Regions from separate parts of the Homo sapiens genome. Here region 2 is linked to region 1. Evidence: chromatin loops called from intact Hi-C (ENCODE). Cell type or tissue: heart right ventricle. All regions are shown on one strand.

Region 1 (8,000 bases):
TTCAAATACTGACTCTTCCACATTATGAGCTGTGTGACCTTGGTCAAATGACCTACTCTCTCTGTGCCTTAGTTTCTTCATCCATAAGATGGGGGATAATATGGTTTGGATCTGTGTCCCCACCCAAATCTGATGCTGAACTGTGATCCCCAGTGTTGGCGGTGGGGCCTGGTGGGAGGTGATTGGATCATGGGGGTGGCTTCTCGTGGTTTAACACCATCTCCTTTGGTGTTGTCATGGTGAGAGTGAGTTGTCACGAGATCTGATTGTCTATAAGTGTGCAGTGCCTCTCCCCGCTTCCTCCTGCTCCAGTCAGGTAAGAGGTGCCTGCTTCCCCTTCATCTTCCACCGTGATTGTAAGTTTCCTGAGGCCTCCCCAGCTATGCTTCCTGCACAGCCTGTGGAACTTGAGCCAATTAAAACATTTTTCTTTATAAATTACCCAGTCTCAGGTTTTTTTTTTTTTTTTTTTCGAGATGGAGTTTCGCTCTTGTTGCCCAGGCTGGAGTGCAGTGGTGCGATCTCAGCTCACTGCAACCTCCGCCTCCCAGGTTCAAGTGGTTCTCTTGCCTCAGCCTCCCAAGTGGCTGGGATTACAGGTGCCAGCCACCACACTCAGCTAATTTTTTGTATTTTAGTAGAGATGGGGGTTTCACCATGTTGTCCAGGCTGGTCTTGAACTCCTGACCTCAGATGATCCACCCACCTCGGCCTCCCAAAGTGCAGGGATTACATGCGTGATCCACTGCACCTGGTCTCAGGTATTTCTTTATAGCAGTGCAAGAACAGACGAATACAGGGGAACACATAGCACCCTGTTGTAGAGTTGTTTGAGGATTAAATCAGTTAAATTCTACAACAGGCCTAGAGTAAGCCTAGGCATGACACATCATAAACACAATAAATGTCACAGTCTCTTGTTATGAAGATGATGATGATGATGATGATGATGATGATGATTCTCTGTTTCAATGAATAGCAACAAGATTTGACCAGTCATGTAAGTGTACACCTGAATCCACATCTTGGACCAATCACCTATAAGCTCTGTGACCCTGGGCAAGTCACATAACCTCTGTGACAGCCTTAATGTTCTCATTTGGGAAATGAGCCTTATATAGATCGGTAATGCGGATTTAGTAAAACAGTCCATGGACAGTGCTCAGGGCAGTGCCTGGCACGTAGGGAGCGCTCAGTAAAGATCGGCAGTCACCATAAGGACCATTGCTCTTCCTCCTCCTCAGCTCTCACCACTCATTACTTTCCAAGTCTTCTTGCTGTAGCCCTTAAAAACTCCAAAATCACCCTTCTCTTCTTTACCATGTCTCTCACTGTTTAGCACCTTTCATGTCCTAAAAGTTCTTTGTTTCTTTTTTTTTTTTTTTTTTGAGATGGAGTCTCACTCTGTCGCCCAGGCTGGAGTGCAGTGGTGCAATCCCGGCTCACTGCAACCACTCCCCCGGGTTCAAGTGATTCTCCTGCCTCCACCTCCTGAGTAGCTGGGACTACAGGTGCATGCCACCACACCTGGCTAACTTTTGTATTTTTAGTAGAGATGGGGTTTCACCATGTTGGCCAGGCTGGTCTCAAACTCCTGACCTCAAGTGATCTTTATCCCAGCCTCTGGCTCTCCAGAGCATCCTCAGCTCCCCACTAGGATGAGCTCAGGAAGCACAGTCATGCCACTTCCTGCTCCCAGCCCTCCACAGGCTTCCTCTCACTTGCACTGATGGAACATTTCAGGAGAAGCTTGCACCCACCGCAGTCCACCTGACAGCCCACCTCTCCAACTGAGCCATTCCAAACAGTCGCAGCTCCCCATTTGTCCCAAAGGTCTTCTGCGTTTTGCCACATGCCTGTCCCCAAGACAGCAGTGGGCACATGAAAGGATAGAGTGAAATACAACTGGCAACTCCTGCAAGGCATTCTTTTCAGATGTCTGCACTCCGTGCAATTACCATTATTTAAACGTTTAGGCCTTCAAAATCAGCAGTTCTGTAAGGAGCAATCTAATATGACAGAATAGGATACAAATGTCCCACTAATTTTCAAGCTAAAATATAAGACCTCACAAATCCTTTTTGCTTACCAAAGGTTGCTGTGGGCAGTGACTGAAAAACTTAGGGTTTTGTGTTCACTCCTCACTGCCACTAAGGTTATTTCAGGGGAAAACATCGTTCCCAACCATATCATCTGTTTCATGTCCTCTTCTCTGGCCAGCTTGACAGACAGGACACAGCCCACCCCCTGCCCTCGTGTTAGTTGAGCGAGACATCCCTCCGTGTTGGCAGAGAGCACGTTGTGGTCCCTGTCCATCAACACAGGTCTCCCTACCCATCCCTTGTTTGCCTGTCTTTCCTCTATAAACTCCAGAGGTGGGGGTGGTGTCTTATTCGCTTTTGTATTGTCAGAGCTCAGCACGGCCCCTGACGTGATAAAAGACTAAATTAATATTAATCAAAGTTAATGAGTTTCCAAAATACAGCATGTTTCATAAGAAAAGCTACTGGATATCTCACTAAGCTTTTTCTAGACTCTACTTCCCATTCTACTCAATATGCCTCTATCTGCAACAAAGACTCCAAGACACTGCCCACATATATTGTATAGGATGTGAGGCCATGCTTGCTAATGCCACTTTGTAACTTATGGGTAGATGGCAAGAAAGATATTTAAAAATGTTTGAAATAAAAGTTTTAAGTAGTGAGGCTGTGAGTAAACAACCCACCCTTCCAGGGCATAAGGACCTCAGGGTAGAGTGGTTCCTTGGAAAACATTTTGGGTTATGTTCATGTTGTTTATTTTCCAAGAAAAATTAAAGTCAGCACCTTGATTTCTGTCTCCGTTTAGACTCCAGAGACTTGCTGCACTCTCTGTTACCCGGAACTACACCCTTTTGAAGGCAAATTGCCAAAAAAAAAAAAAAAAAAAAAAAAAAAAACTTTTTAAATTTGTTTTTGTGGTTTTGTTTTGGAGAGTGGTATTCTTTCCCCCTTTGTCCACATTTGAGTTACAATAGCTGCAACAGTGGCCAAGCTGATAAGAAGAGAAAACCTTGTAAAGGAACAAACCTTGAGCAAGAAAGGAAATTACCAAATAGGGAATTTTCATTCTTCTAAAATTAAAAACAGCCTAAATTAAAGCAGCATGCTGGGAAACCTCCTCAGATTGTTTTTAATAAGCTTTTAAAGACAGTAGAGAGATGATCCTGTAAATAGAGCAAAACAATCACGCTTCTTCACCCAATTCATCACCAAGAGGAGCTCCTTCCTTTCAAGAACTGCCCTTCACCAGCAGGCTCAAGCCCAGATTGTTCTCCAGTTCTCTGGTCCTTTTAAGAGAGACATCAACAAAGTTGGGCATGAAATTACAGTGCCTGATAACAAAGCAGTTCAAAGAAGACTTTGATAAGGAATTTTGGCTTCTGTTGAATGGAAGGTCTACAGGCTAGTTTGTTCTTATTTGGAGCTGGTGTGGGTAAGGACAGAGAATACAGCAGGGAGGGGAAGCAGATGCAGAAAATTCAGCCAATGAGCAGTACCTTCCTGGGACTCTTGGCATGCTGGGTGTCCACGTGGGGAATTCTAGAGACAGTGTCCAGGAGTAGGCAGCCCTGTGGGATCTGGAGGGCTCAGCATGGTTCCCTTAATTCAAAGACTCTCCCTTCTTTCCATCTTCCCTTTCTATTTTATTTTATTTATTTTTCGAGACAAAGTCTCACTCTGTCGCCTAGGCTGGGGTGTGGAATGCAGTGGCACCATCTCGGCTCACTGCAGCCTCCACCTCCCGGGTTCCAGTGATTCTCCTGCATCAGCCTCCTGGGTAACTGGGATTACAGGCATGTGCCATCACGCCTGGCTAATTTTCATATTTTTAGTAGAGATGGGCTTTCACCATGTTGGCCAGGCTGGTCTCGAACTCCTAACCTCAGGTGATCTGCCCACCTCGGCCTGCCAAAGTGCTGGGATTACAGGCGTGAGCCACCGCGCCCAGCTCATCTTCCCTTTCCTGTTTAGATTACTTGACAATAAGATCAAAATGCTAAGAAAGACTTATTTCTGTAAAAATCAGTTGACTTGAGCAATTCAGAAGATGTACATATCAAATTTCGCTTTTCTCTACTTATCCACTTCCTTCAAACCCAAATGACAATGAAGTCATTGCCAAAGACGTCAGCTGAGATGCTATAGTCATATTGTCTCATTGCACCTCAGACTGTCTAAGCATTTCATAAAAACATGCATTTTTAAATTTTCTGTTATTGCAGTTGCTTTATCCTTACTCAGCTTACATCACAACAGGAGGAGGATGCAAAGGGATGGGACTCAGTTCCACATAAGGCATCAGGTCCAGCTTAAAAACCCTGAAATTCTGCAGTTCTTACATCTCTTTTCAATTTGATAAAACTGAGAAACCATAATTAGTTTACCTAAATCCTTTTGAAATTAAATATTAGTTTAAAAACATGGCTAAATGGACCCATTTCCATGAAGACAGCACCTAAGGTTGTATGTCAACAAGCCTCCTAATTTTGGTTCCTCAAGAACCTTAAAGACAAGTGTCGAAACCTTGCAGCTAAGTTTCTTATTTTTTTTTTTTTTTGAGATGGAGTCTTGCTGTCTTACCCGGGCTGGAGCACAATGGCATGATCTTGGCTCACTGCAACCTCCGCCTCCTGGGTCCAAGTGATTCTCTTGCCTCAGCCTCCCAAGTAGCTTGGACTACAGGTGCATGCCACCACGCCAGGCTAATTTTTGTATTTTTAGTAGACACGAGGTTTTACCATGTTGGCCAGGCTGGTCTCGAACTCCTGACCTCAGGTGATCCACCCGCCTCAGCCTCCCAAAGTGCTAGGATTACAGGCAAGAGCCACCACCCCGTCAAACCTTGCAGCTAAATTTCAATAGGAGCTTTCTTGTTTGTTTGTTGTTTTTGTTTTACTAATAGGGCTCTCTGAAAGTAGACTTAATTGTACCTTTGTAGGTCACTCCTCCTTACGAAAGACAGGGTTGTCTGGAAGCCAAAATTCCTTAGCTTCTACTTCATTGGTAATCACAAACTGCAGCCTCATGAAAAGAAAATAGCTCTATCTTTTCAGACAAAAAAAAAAAAAAAAAAAAAAAAACTGGCCAGGAATAAGTTTCCAATGACTAGGCTGTCCTCCGAATCATGTGATGAGGAGATTATAATTTTCTATACTTTCCGATGTACTAAATTATTTGCCAGAATAATATCTGTATTGGATGTGAATAATTCAAGGTGTTATAACCTTTTTTTTTTTTTCTGGTGGCCATACACTAGAGCTATTCAGCAAAAGTGCTACTCTTCAACCACCTGATCAAAATATGAAAGGTGGAATCTTAGCAGAGTGATTCTGTCCAGTCTTGCTAATTGGGGTTGGGGTGGTGGGGAATCTGTTTTGGAGGATCGTGGCATGCACATGACCCTGTATCAACATTCCCTGCAGTGTTCTCCCCAGTGACGAGAAAAGACAGGACAGGAAGGATTTTGCCAGGTCCTAGGAAGGGCTTAAAGGTCCCTAAAACTAGCCAAAATATGTTCTATGGAGTAATTAGGGTAAACATCCAAATAAAGCATTTCTTGCCAGAAGTAAGGGAGTGCTTTTTCTCAGTTTCAGTGTGTCACCAAAGCAGGACATGAATCCAAAACATAATCCCAGAAAACAGTGGATTGCGTTCTTACAAAGTTTAAAGAAACAGTAATAGAGAAGTCTGTTCCAATAATGGCTGAGTCTAGAGCAAGAAAGTCCTTATATCTGTCCAGGTAATTTTTTTGTTTTAAACATTTACCTTTGTATAGTAAAACATCACACTGTTAAAAAACTGATTCTTCACAAATGGTACAATTAGTAAGCATTTTTAAATATTTTTTTAAAGTAACATTAAAATAATCAGCTAATAATTGTTCTAAATTATCCATGGCTGGCAATTCACCTTAACTGAAACTTCTGAGTTATTTTAATATATACAACTAAGTGGCAGCTATTATCAATATAGCGCCAAAAAAGAAACACCTTCTAGAAGGTATGCCTTGCAAATTTAATCTTATTATATTAACTGACAAAATCATAAGTAATAAGTAGAGCAAAGCAAGAATAAATGTTGAATGGTTACATTCATGAGTGAATTTAAGGCACTCACAATCCAGTATTTGTATGAAAGAACATGATAATAAAGAAAACCATGTTCCTTAATGAAACTGGTATTCTTTGAACATGTTACTGAGAAGATTTAAACAGAAACTCATATTTTAAATATACTTGTAAAGTGATCTATAATTACACAGGAGAACAAAGCGCTGTAAAAGCCAGCATCCTGTCCTAGAAACAAAATGTCTGCTACATCATTGCTTAGAACTTAACATAATTAATACCTATGACCTCAATTCTGCAAAGTATTATTATTTCTATTTTGCCTATAGGGGAGTGCTTTGTAAAAACTCATTTATAACACCAGGAGTGGCTATGTATTATTGAAAACTGAGTCAAAAGTAGCTTGCCTAAGGCCACTCATAATAACTGGTCCAGAAAGAAGAAAAATCCAGGAGTGCCACACTATTCATGTTCTCTTTTAGCTTATTTGAATAATATTTATAATACATTTAAATATATATTCTTCTGTGATTTAGTTAAGATTACCTACCAGTCAAGCCTTTGCTATCAAATTTGAACTTCTCTCCAACCATAAAAATATGGACTATGGGTTGATTAGAAAAGAATATCATGAGAAAAAATTATGATATCAGCGATATTCTTCAGAGTCTATAATTTTAGATGCCATGCTAATGGGGAAGACAAAGACCCATCATGAATGGTCTTGAACTGGAAACTAAAGATTATGGGTCTTTATTAAGAATAAGATCATTGTAAATGTTTCTTACGACTCTTGTGATTATATTTAACAAATTTAAATTTATTAATTTGATTATATTCATCATTGAAGTTCCTCCCAAGCCTTTATTCTCTATCTCATTTTGTGGTACAACTATCTCTTCATAATCCCAAGTCATAAACCTAGACCTTAGGATCCTTGACTTTTCTCCCTCAGCTTCTGTAACTCACTTCCAAAGTATTTTTCAAATTCTTCCTCTCCTTTGTATCCTCATCCCATCGATCCCTTCATTGGCATCCCAGCTGCTCCTCGGCGTCCAGTTTTGCACCCCCTAATTCCACCTTCCTCCATTTCACATTACACCGAATGGAGTGAGGGGAGCTGGTTGGGTGACCACAAAGAATTCAAGCTGAATGTGCCCGCTGGGATACAGTGCTGAAGAGTTTGAGACTTTCAATGTCTTCCAATAACCTGTAATAGAAGATCCCGACTCCGGGACACCCTGTATGAAGGTCTCCATGACCTGGCCATGAATATCTTCCTTTCTTCCATCCAAAGGTTGATCCATGCACATTATTCCAGCAGACTCCCTGCTTCCAGTTGGGTTCTGCTGATAGGGAGTACAGGGCAATTGGCGAAAGGAAAGAGAATGCTGTCAGAGTACCTCTCCCCTAACCTCTCCCTGCGGGCTCCCATAGATCTGGCTTCCCCTCCCCAGCTGAAGCCTACACCCCTTTCTCATCAGGCAACCCTTTTCATAGAGTACTCTGTCTCCAGAATCTGGGAGAGCTTCATGCCTAGCAGCAGCAGCACTGCCCTCCTACCTGTGGGTCTGTGCTACCTCTGCATTTTCCCTGCACTCTTCCCACATCTCCGCACACAGTCCCTTTATTACCCGTCTCACCTGGTATCCTGGTCCATTGCTAAAGGCTCACTGCTAAAGTTAGCCTTCTGGTCACTCTCTTCTGTTTCCAATATCCACTGATCCTTTCTCCTGCCTCTTGCCAATACCTCTTTCTTAATATTGAAGAGTGCTCTAATTAACTGTGTGTATACTGCATAAATGAGTTTTCATAAAACAATATTATTTCTCCAAGTATTTGATTGTGCATTGCTAATGTATACATGTAATGTCTCTTTCCTGTACAA
Region 2 (8,000 bases), 160 kb after region 1:
GATAAGTGAGAAAATCCTTACACATGGTCACACATTGTATAATTCCATTTATATGAAATGTCCAAAATAGACAAATTCACAGAGACAGAAAGTAGATTAGTGGTGGCCAGAGGCGGGGTACAGGGGAGAATGGGAAGTGATTACTAATGGGCCCAGGATTTCTTTGTGGGGTGATGAAAATGTTCCGGAATTAGGTAGTGGTGATGGTTGCATAAGGCTGTGAATGTACTCACAGCTCCTGAATTGTTCACTCAGAAAACAAACAAACAAGAATACCACATAGCAAAATACGGTAAGTGTGGTAGATATAATATTTAGTTTTTGAGATGAATCTTGTAGGATGCATATGATTTTGAGCAGAGTATAGTATCAACAAAGACCTAGAGCAGAAAGTATCAGTTGGTTTGAAATTTAGAGAGGGTCTAGTTTGACTACATTGTCAAGCCATTTGAAAAGATAAGGCTGCAAGCTAGAATGAAATCAGATGTCAGATGACCCTGGATGTCCCATGGAAGTTCCCATAAGGGTTAGGGAGGCAGCGCTGAGGGCTTTGAAGGCTGAATGCCTTAGGATTATCCTTGCAGGTCAGTTTGAATCCTCACTCCCGGGAATGCTAGAATCACAGAATTTTATAGCCAAAGAAGCCTGCGATACTATCTAGTTCAGTAATTTAAAAGCAGTGGGGCCTATTTTTCAAAAGCGATTTTAGCAATATGTAGGGCAGATAAAAGGAAGCAGCCCTGGGATCCAGATACCTCCACCCTTTCATTTCAGCTCCCCTCCAGACACCCATGAGGAAAACAGCAGCAGCAGCAGCAGCAGCAGCAGCAGCAGCAGCAGCAGCAGCAGCAGTAGCACAGATAACCCTTCGTTTTAGAGATGAAGACACTGAGAGTCTGAAAATTAACTTGCCTTCACAAGAAAATGGAATTGATGTTTGTCAAACTGTGTTCCAGGGGTAGGGGGAAATAACAAAGGCAGGGATGAGGGAGTGCACAGAGTATGATCAGGAATGTTCAGGAAAAGAATTGTGCCATGTAGTAGGAGCCAAGACAATCGCCTTTCTGTGATGAGGTCATTTAGGCCTGGCATGAGTGTAAATTAGGCAGTGATGTCACCCCTCACATGAGGGAGCATGCCTTGAGCACATCGGCATCTTCCGCAAAGGTCTGCACACGACGAATGAGTCAATGTTCTCCTTGGCTCTGTCCGAGGGCAGCCCCTATGGCGGCATCTTGTATCTACCCATCAGGATGGGTGAGGAGGGTCCCACTGAAGGAAGCTGGATCACTCTTCTCCACTTCCACCATGCACAGAGTACACAGGCAAACCCTGGGGAGGGATTCCTGAAAACTCGTCTCTCTGATCTCAGGAAGGAGGGCAGGAAGTTTTCCCCTGCAGGCAAAACAGAAAACAGGGCTCATTTGACGCTCTTACTTCTTAGTGGCCCAATAACAATACACAAAGTCCATATCTTGGCCCTCGACTTTCATCTTTTTGTTCAACCACAGATGCCAAAATGAACCAATCCATTCAATGAAAATAGCAAACTGACATTTACAAGGGATTCCCCACCAGTCCGGAACACCACTCACCAATCCAACAATTGCTGCACACTTAGGTGGTGAGACCCTCTGAACTTAGTCATGGTCTTAGTTGAAAAGGGGGAAAAGTATATGAACTTATCTGAGAGACAAAGAATAGTGAGAAAGAGACTTCTAATCTGGAAGTGAGAGAAACCTTTTGTCAAATGTTTCCCAGTTTTCAATGCCAGTGAAGACACACACAATGGGGAATATTCAAGTCGCCCAAGAGGAGGAAATCTATTTATTTGCCTTGTATTGTTTCTCGTATTAGATCATGATTCAAAGGAAGTGCTATTGCAACTGTTTGAATTCTAATGATTATAAGACAGGTTATGGCTCCAGGTGCTGATTGTGAATACAAACAATAATGATACTATGCTGTATTTTAAAATATATAATAATGGCATTATCCAGTAAAACCACTATCACACTACTGCCTGTATAATGGGAAACAACCACCAGCTTAACTGTGGGGACATTTTAGGATTATAGGGCTAATCTTTATTTAATAAACTCAAAGAAAAAAAGTCCTAGCAAATATCTGCTTGTGATGGTAGAGTTTCCCGGCTCTTTCTTGGTTAGACATTAAAGCTATTAAAGGACTTCTAAAAACAGTGAGGGTTTTTGTTTCTCAAGTATGCTCTTCTATTATTAAAGTTTATCTGAACAAAGATTTTCTTTGGGGAAATCTATGCCAGAGTGTCTTTCCCGAGGATGCAACACATGGAAAGGTGTAAAACAATTGTTTTGCCAAGGGGGAAAATACTCCTCACATTCACAGTGATGCACTTTGTTCTCATTATCATAAAATGCAATCATTGTCCATAAACTTTGAAAGAAGACATGGAGAGAATGTTTCCATCATTAAGGAAAAATTACTCATCTTCTTCTCCAAGAAGCTGCCAGGCCTGGCAGAGGGGTGCACGCTCAGAGGATGTTGCCGTTTGATCAAAGGCCAGCAGCCGTGGTCCAGGGCCTCCTCCAACAGGAGGGGTCAGCGGTGTCCCTCAGAAGGAAGCTGAGTGGTTCCGGTTCTACCTAGGCATCCCTCGGACCATCACCAGTTTGGGCTCTTTCACATTTAACCTCTGCTTCCTTAGTTGCCTTCTTTGTGACGCTGTTTTTATTCCATTTGACAACAGCTGCAGAGAATTCCTGTTTAAATTTCATGCCCTACTTTGCATGTTCTTCTCACCTCCTTCTGCCAAAAAACTGTATCCCTTTGTTTTTGTGGAGGGTGGAATTAACCAACCTAAAAGATTCCTCTCGGATGGAGAGCCAAACGCATCTCCTCTGTAGCACCCTCAGCAAGAGATGGGGGTGAATCAAAGCGTGCTTCACATTTTCAAGGAAAATGCCTACTTGAATCAGAGTTTTTTGATGACTTTAATTTTCCCCTTTGAGCCTCCAGTGGAATCGTAATTCCCTTTATGTGGAGGAAAGTGCATTGGCTCTGCTAACCAAAATACTCCAAAGCTGCCGGGTGAAGGGCAGAGGACAGCTTGGCAGTCAGACGCTTATGTAAAGGACTGAGTTTAACGGCAGCGTGCATTGGACACTCATGACTCCATGCCAACGAGCAAAACGGCTCCATATAGAAACTTGTTATGATATTAAACCAAAACATCCTGGCCCATTAGTCCTCAAGGCATTTTTTGTTGTCTTTTCTTAGCTTAGTGAATAATGTCTCCAAGTGTGGTACAGTGCTAAATGAAATCTAGTTAAATTAAAAGAAATAAATAAAACTGGAGCTGATAAGCCCAAGCTTGTAGCATACCCTGTGACTTCCACATAATCTAATAATTGCATTAGTTAACCTTTTTTTATCACTTTGATGAATATTACATTAACTTAAAAGATTTAGAGGCCAACCGGTTATCATTTTTAAAAGACGAAAGAAAACAATCATCTCCATCATTTTCCATTTTACAAAAATTAATGCTACTTTTTATACAAAAATAAATACTTAAAAAATTAGATATCACTGGATTCATCACTAAAATCTGGAAATGCCTTCTCCTCTGTATATAGCAGGTGATAAGAAATTCTTGTTACTTTCTGTGTTTTACATTCTCTATTCTTACCAGGTGTGGGAATTTAGTTACCTGACCTGGAAGATGATCTCTAAATTTGCATATTCCAAAGCCTTATCTATTCAAGACAAATTACTTGACTCACTGTGTTATTTGGTTCAAAGTATTGCTGTCACTATGATTGCTTATGGCCATGTCCAGAAGGCAAAGGAAAATGGAGCAGCATCCTGCAGATGACTGAGGCCAACCTAATGCCCTATGCTCCCCAAAAGACAGGACAGAGAAAGATTATTTGGAGGCAGTGAATAAATTGCCTCAGTTCTCTGCTTTATTTTATAAGGGCAAAAGTGGCCTTTCTGGACATGACAGCTCTCGAGGAAAACTCAATGGTGGATATAAAGAATTTTCACTCAATTTTTTTCCTTTCTTGACCTTTATATCAAGCATAGCACAGGGAACATAGCAGAAAGAGTATAGCTTTGGGCTCTAGGGAACCTGGACTTGCATCTTGTCTCTGTAACCTACTAGCTATGAGACTTTGGGTAAATTATTATTTTTTTAAAAAATTTTATTTATTTATTTTTGAGACGGAGTCTTGCTCTGTCACCCAGGCTGGAGTGCAGTGGTGCCATCTCAGCTCACTGCAAGCTCCGCCTCTTGGGTTCACGCCATTCTCCTGCCTCAGCCTCCCTAGTAGCTGGGACTATAGGCACCCGCCACCACACCCGGCTAATTTTTTTGTGTTTTTAGTAGAGATGGGGTTTCACCGTGTTAGCCAGGATGGTCTCGATCTCCTGACCTCGTGATCCTCCCGCCTCAGCCTCCCAAAGTGCTGAGATTACAGGCATGAGCCACCGCTCCTGGCCTGGGTAAATTATTTAACCATATAAGCCTTAATTCTTGGTTCCTCAAATGTAGCAAGTGTAACTTCAAAACCTTGGTGCGTGAATTAAATGAGATTTACTTGAAATTTGAATAAATCATTAGGGCAATGCGAGGAAATCATGGATCTACAAATAAAAGTGTATGCCCTCTCACTCTATATACTCCTATACCCACTGCCTTCAAAACAAAAATAAGAGCCAAACCAGATAAACAAAAACAAGAACCCACAGTGGTGTCTCTGAGATAGTTCAACATGGTGATATTAATAGAAAGGCTTCATAATTTACTTAGAGGCCTTCTCTCTTTGTTGGGTTCTTTCAACAAAACCTAAATTCCTGCTTATCTGTGCCGCCTGGTAGATCCTGCGGATCCGTGGGAGCCACCATGGATTTTGATGCTGGCTGTTCCATCAGTGGTTCACTTCGGCATTATTTAAAACAAATTTCCAGTGTAATGAAGCCTCTCCCTTTTGTAAATGTAAATTATATTTCATAAGCCTGGGAACATGTAAGTTTGCCAAATCTGAAGCAAGACAGCCTTGATGACTTCAGTCCGTTCTCAGCCCTTGATTACAATTCGATTTCCTTTGGCATCAAAAGAGAAACTATTTTAGTGAACAATGTTCTTCCTTTAGCAAGAGTGAGCTCCGGTTACTTGGCAAAGGACCCGTTCATTTGCCAGACAATATGTCCAGCGTCTTAGCAATAGCTGAAACACTGCATTTGATTTAAGAGCAACCCAACGTGAAGAAAACAAAAGAAAGTATACAGCTCCCTGCAGGGTAGACATCAGAAAATTGGTTGGTTAACCGTCATTTCCCCATTGCTCTCTCAGGTGTGATTTTGTGATGAGGTTGCATTTGGGAGTGGGAGCTGTGACTCTCATCTGCCCCTCGACTGGGCATTCACGTCAGTGTGTGTCTACGTATTCTATTTTACTCAAAACGCTTTTTCTTTCTTCTGATGCTTTCTCAGAGTCACTTGATGATTAAAACCTCCTTTGTGCTTCCATCTCCCCAGCTAGCATTGCTCTTTTAAGAAGCACCTTCAGCTCTTCTGTGTATACTTCAGATTCTGCCAAGTTGCTCTCACAACAACTTTCAGCTTCTCTCCGACACATGAACATCTTTTCTTGGGAGTTCATCTGAGGTTTCAGTTTGGTCATATTATCTTACTTCATTACTTGGAGAGTATTGTTAACATTACTGGTAGCTGTAATTAGCAAATTGGCGCACCTCTCATTCTTCCAGGAGGAATTTTCCTTGTGTGTAAGGAGGAGTGAGGAGTATTACTGTTCTCTCACTAGGTGCAGAAAGAAGCCCTGGGACTCAGAGACTCCGCCTACTCCAGTTAACACTTTGCATTTCTTGGGCTTGAGAAAAAGCACTGACCACATATCCTTGTCTCTGGTACTTTCCACAATAGACCAGTTCTGTTCCAAAAAAGAGAACAGCTGTAACAACATGGAATTGTGAAACAGGCTGCCCTGTAGCAAGACAGAAATGTGTGTGCATCTATCTGCCTATGGGGAGTCCGTGATGCCTCTTACTGAGAAAACTATCTTCAGGCTCTGGAACCTAAGCATTTTGAGGTCTCTAACCAACCAGAGGTCTATGCTGATCCTTGGTTACCCAGAATTCTCCAACCACATCTGAGCTATAGCAATCTCTCTGTGTCCCAGATTCCTTCTGTGGTGTCATTAAAATTTGTCTTTTCTTTTCCCTCTGCTCACAGTGTTGCTCTTGCCTTGTCCATGAACTAATCTGATACTTGTATCAAGCTTAAGATATTAGTAGAAGCTAATGTATTAATGGTTCCCGTCTCATGAACTGTATTTGCATTTTAATAGCAGCCTACTAGCCTACTACAGATGTTGAGTTTAACCCCACAAATATTGCCTTAATTTGGTAAGAATTTTAGGCACCAAGACAGGACCTAAGGAGAGAAAAACATATTTTGAGGTTAAAAGGTGCTGTTGGCATTTAATTAACTATGTTGTACGGCATATATCAAAGTTAGTTTAATTATTTATTATCTAGCTGTAGCATACAAATAAAATTCTCTGAATTAAATGTCGGAAATGCCAGAATTGTATATATTTTAGTATCCTGATAAAAAAAATCAGACCATCACTTCTTTTCATGCTTAAAACTTTTACCACATCAATATCACTACTATCGATTTAATAAGAGCTTGGTCAAAGTGGATTTTATAATTTTTTTTGTTTTTTCATATTATAGTGGAGGATTGATTTCAACAGATACTATAAATTGGATGGGTTGAGGGAAGAGCTATTTATTAATACTTGATCATCTTTGTTCTCATTCTGACACAGCTGAGTAGGTCACCTGACATTTTGAACACCTCTTAAGTAGGGGTAATTTAACAAGAGCAGAAGATTTCATTTCTGACCTCTAGTTGTTTCTAATCTAGCAAAGACCTTAAGCAGATGTGAGAAAAAGAACTTAGGTGTTATGAAAAGCATGGTTCCATGAATAAAATAGACATGATTTCTAAGAAATGTAGTTGTGATTTAATTATCTGGGGAATTAGAAAAGATCTCTGTAAAATTATATTCTTTTCCAACAATTCTGCATATTCACTACAGAAAATTTGAAAAATACTGAATGGTCTGTGAAACAACATGTGAGTCAGTCAAAATCCCACTCTATAGTGATATGATTAATTCATTCTGTCCAAAAAGCCAGTTTACTGAGTACTTGCATCTGTAAAGTACAAGATGCGTGTGTACTGTAAGTCTGAGAGATCACTAAATATTACAGAATCGAGATGGTGTCATAGGATGCTACCATGCTTTTTTTCATATAGTATTCATGCATAAAATTTTCTTCTATACCATACAACTTTTTCCAAAAACACATGTCTCATATTTTTGTCCAAAGTGTCCGTTGGCATCATCAAAGAGGATAAAGGGAGAAAACCAAAAGAGCCAATCACATAAATGTTGGAAAACACCAGGTATAGTTAAAGCCACCCTTCTTTAAAAAAGAAATATAGTCAAAACCACACACAAATGATATTAACATAGAGAGCGAGGGTGAACTCTAATGGGATCTATAAAAAAATACCAGGCAGACAGCATATTGGAACATCATCTAAGGACTCAGAAGACGACAATATCCATGAACGTTATTAAACAGTTCACAAAAGAAATGCTTTCAAGTTTCTGAAATTCTTTATAACAATAATATTGTTTACAGCTGTTATTTCTGAACTTTTTTTTTTTTTTTTTTTAGCTAAAGAATCTTATTTATTTAAATGAGATACCCAGGGCCAGGGTGCAGTGGTGATATGGTTTGGCTTTGTGTCCCCACCCAAATCTCATCCAAAATTGTAATCTCCATAATCCCCACGTGTCAAGGGTGGGACCAGGTGGAGGTAACTGGGTCATTGGGCAGTTTCCACAGTGCATTTCTCATGATAGTGAGTGAGTTCTCACGAGATCTGATGATTTTATAAGCATCTGGCATTTCCCC

The links. A loop is a pair of places that touch in the nucleus more often than their neighbours do. Peaks named below come from ENCODE experiments on the same cell type or tissue, not always from the same donor. Only the 100,000 strongest peaks of a DNase experiment are listed, where the experiment ranks them.
Region 2: it touches region 1 in a loop (4-fold over the local background); 2 of 110 quality-filtered maps call a loop at or near these places.

Annotation. Positions count from the first base shown.
Region 1 is chr13:106,869,496-106,877,495 of GRCh38, reverse strand. No RefSeq gene overlaps it. Among named protein-coding and RNA genes, the nearest start is that of LINC00443, 220 kb to the right of the region's middle. In heart right ventricle, no CTCF peak of the experiment used is centred here; no DNase peak of the experiment used is centred here; H3K27ac peaks cover 2,505 bases.
Region 2 is chr13:106,707,603-106,715,602 of GRCh38, reverse strand. No RefSeq gene overlaps it. Among named protein-coding and RNA genes, the nearest start is that of LINC00443, 58 kb to the right of the region's middle. In heart right ventricle, no CTCF peak of the experiment used is centred here; no DNase peak of the experiment used is centred here; H3K4me3 peaks cover 984 bases; H3K27ac peaks cover 7,666 bases.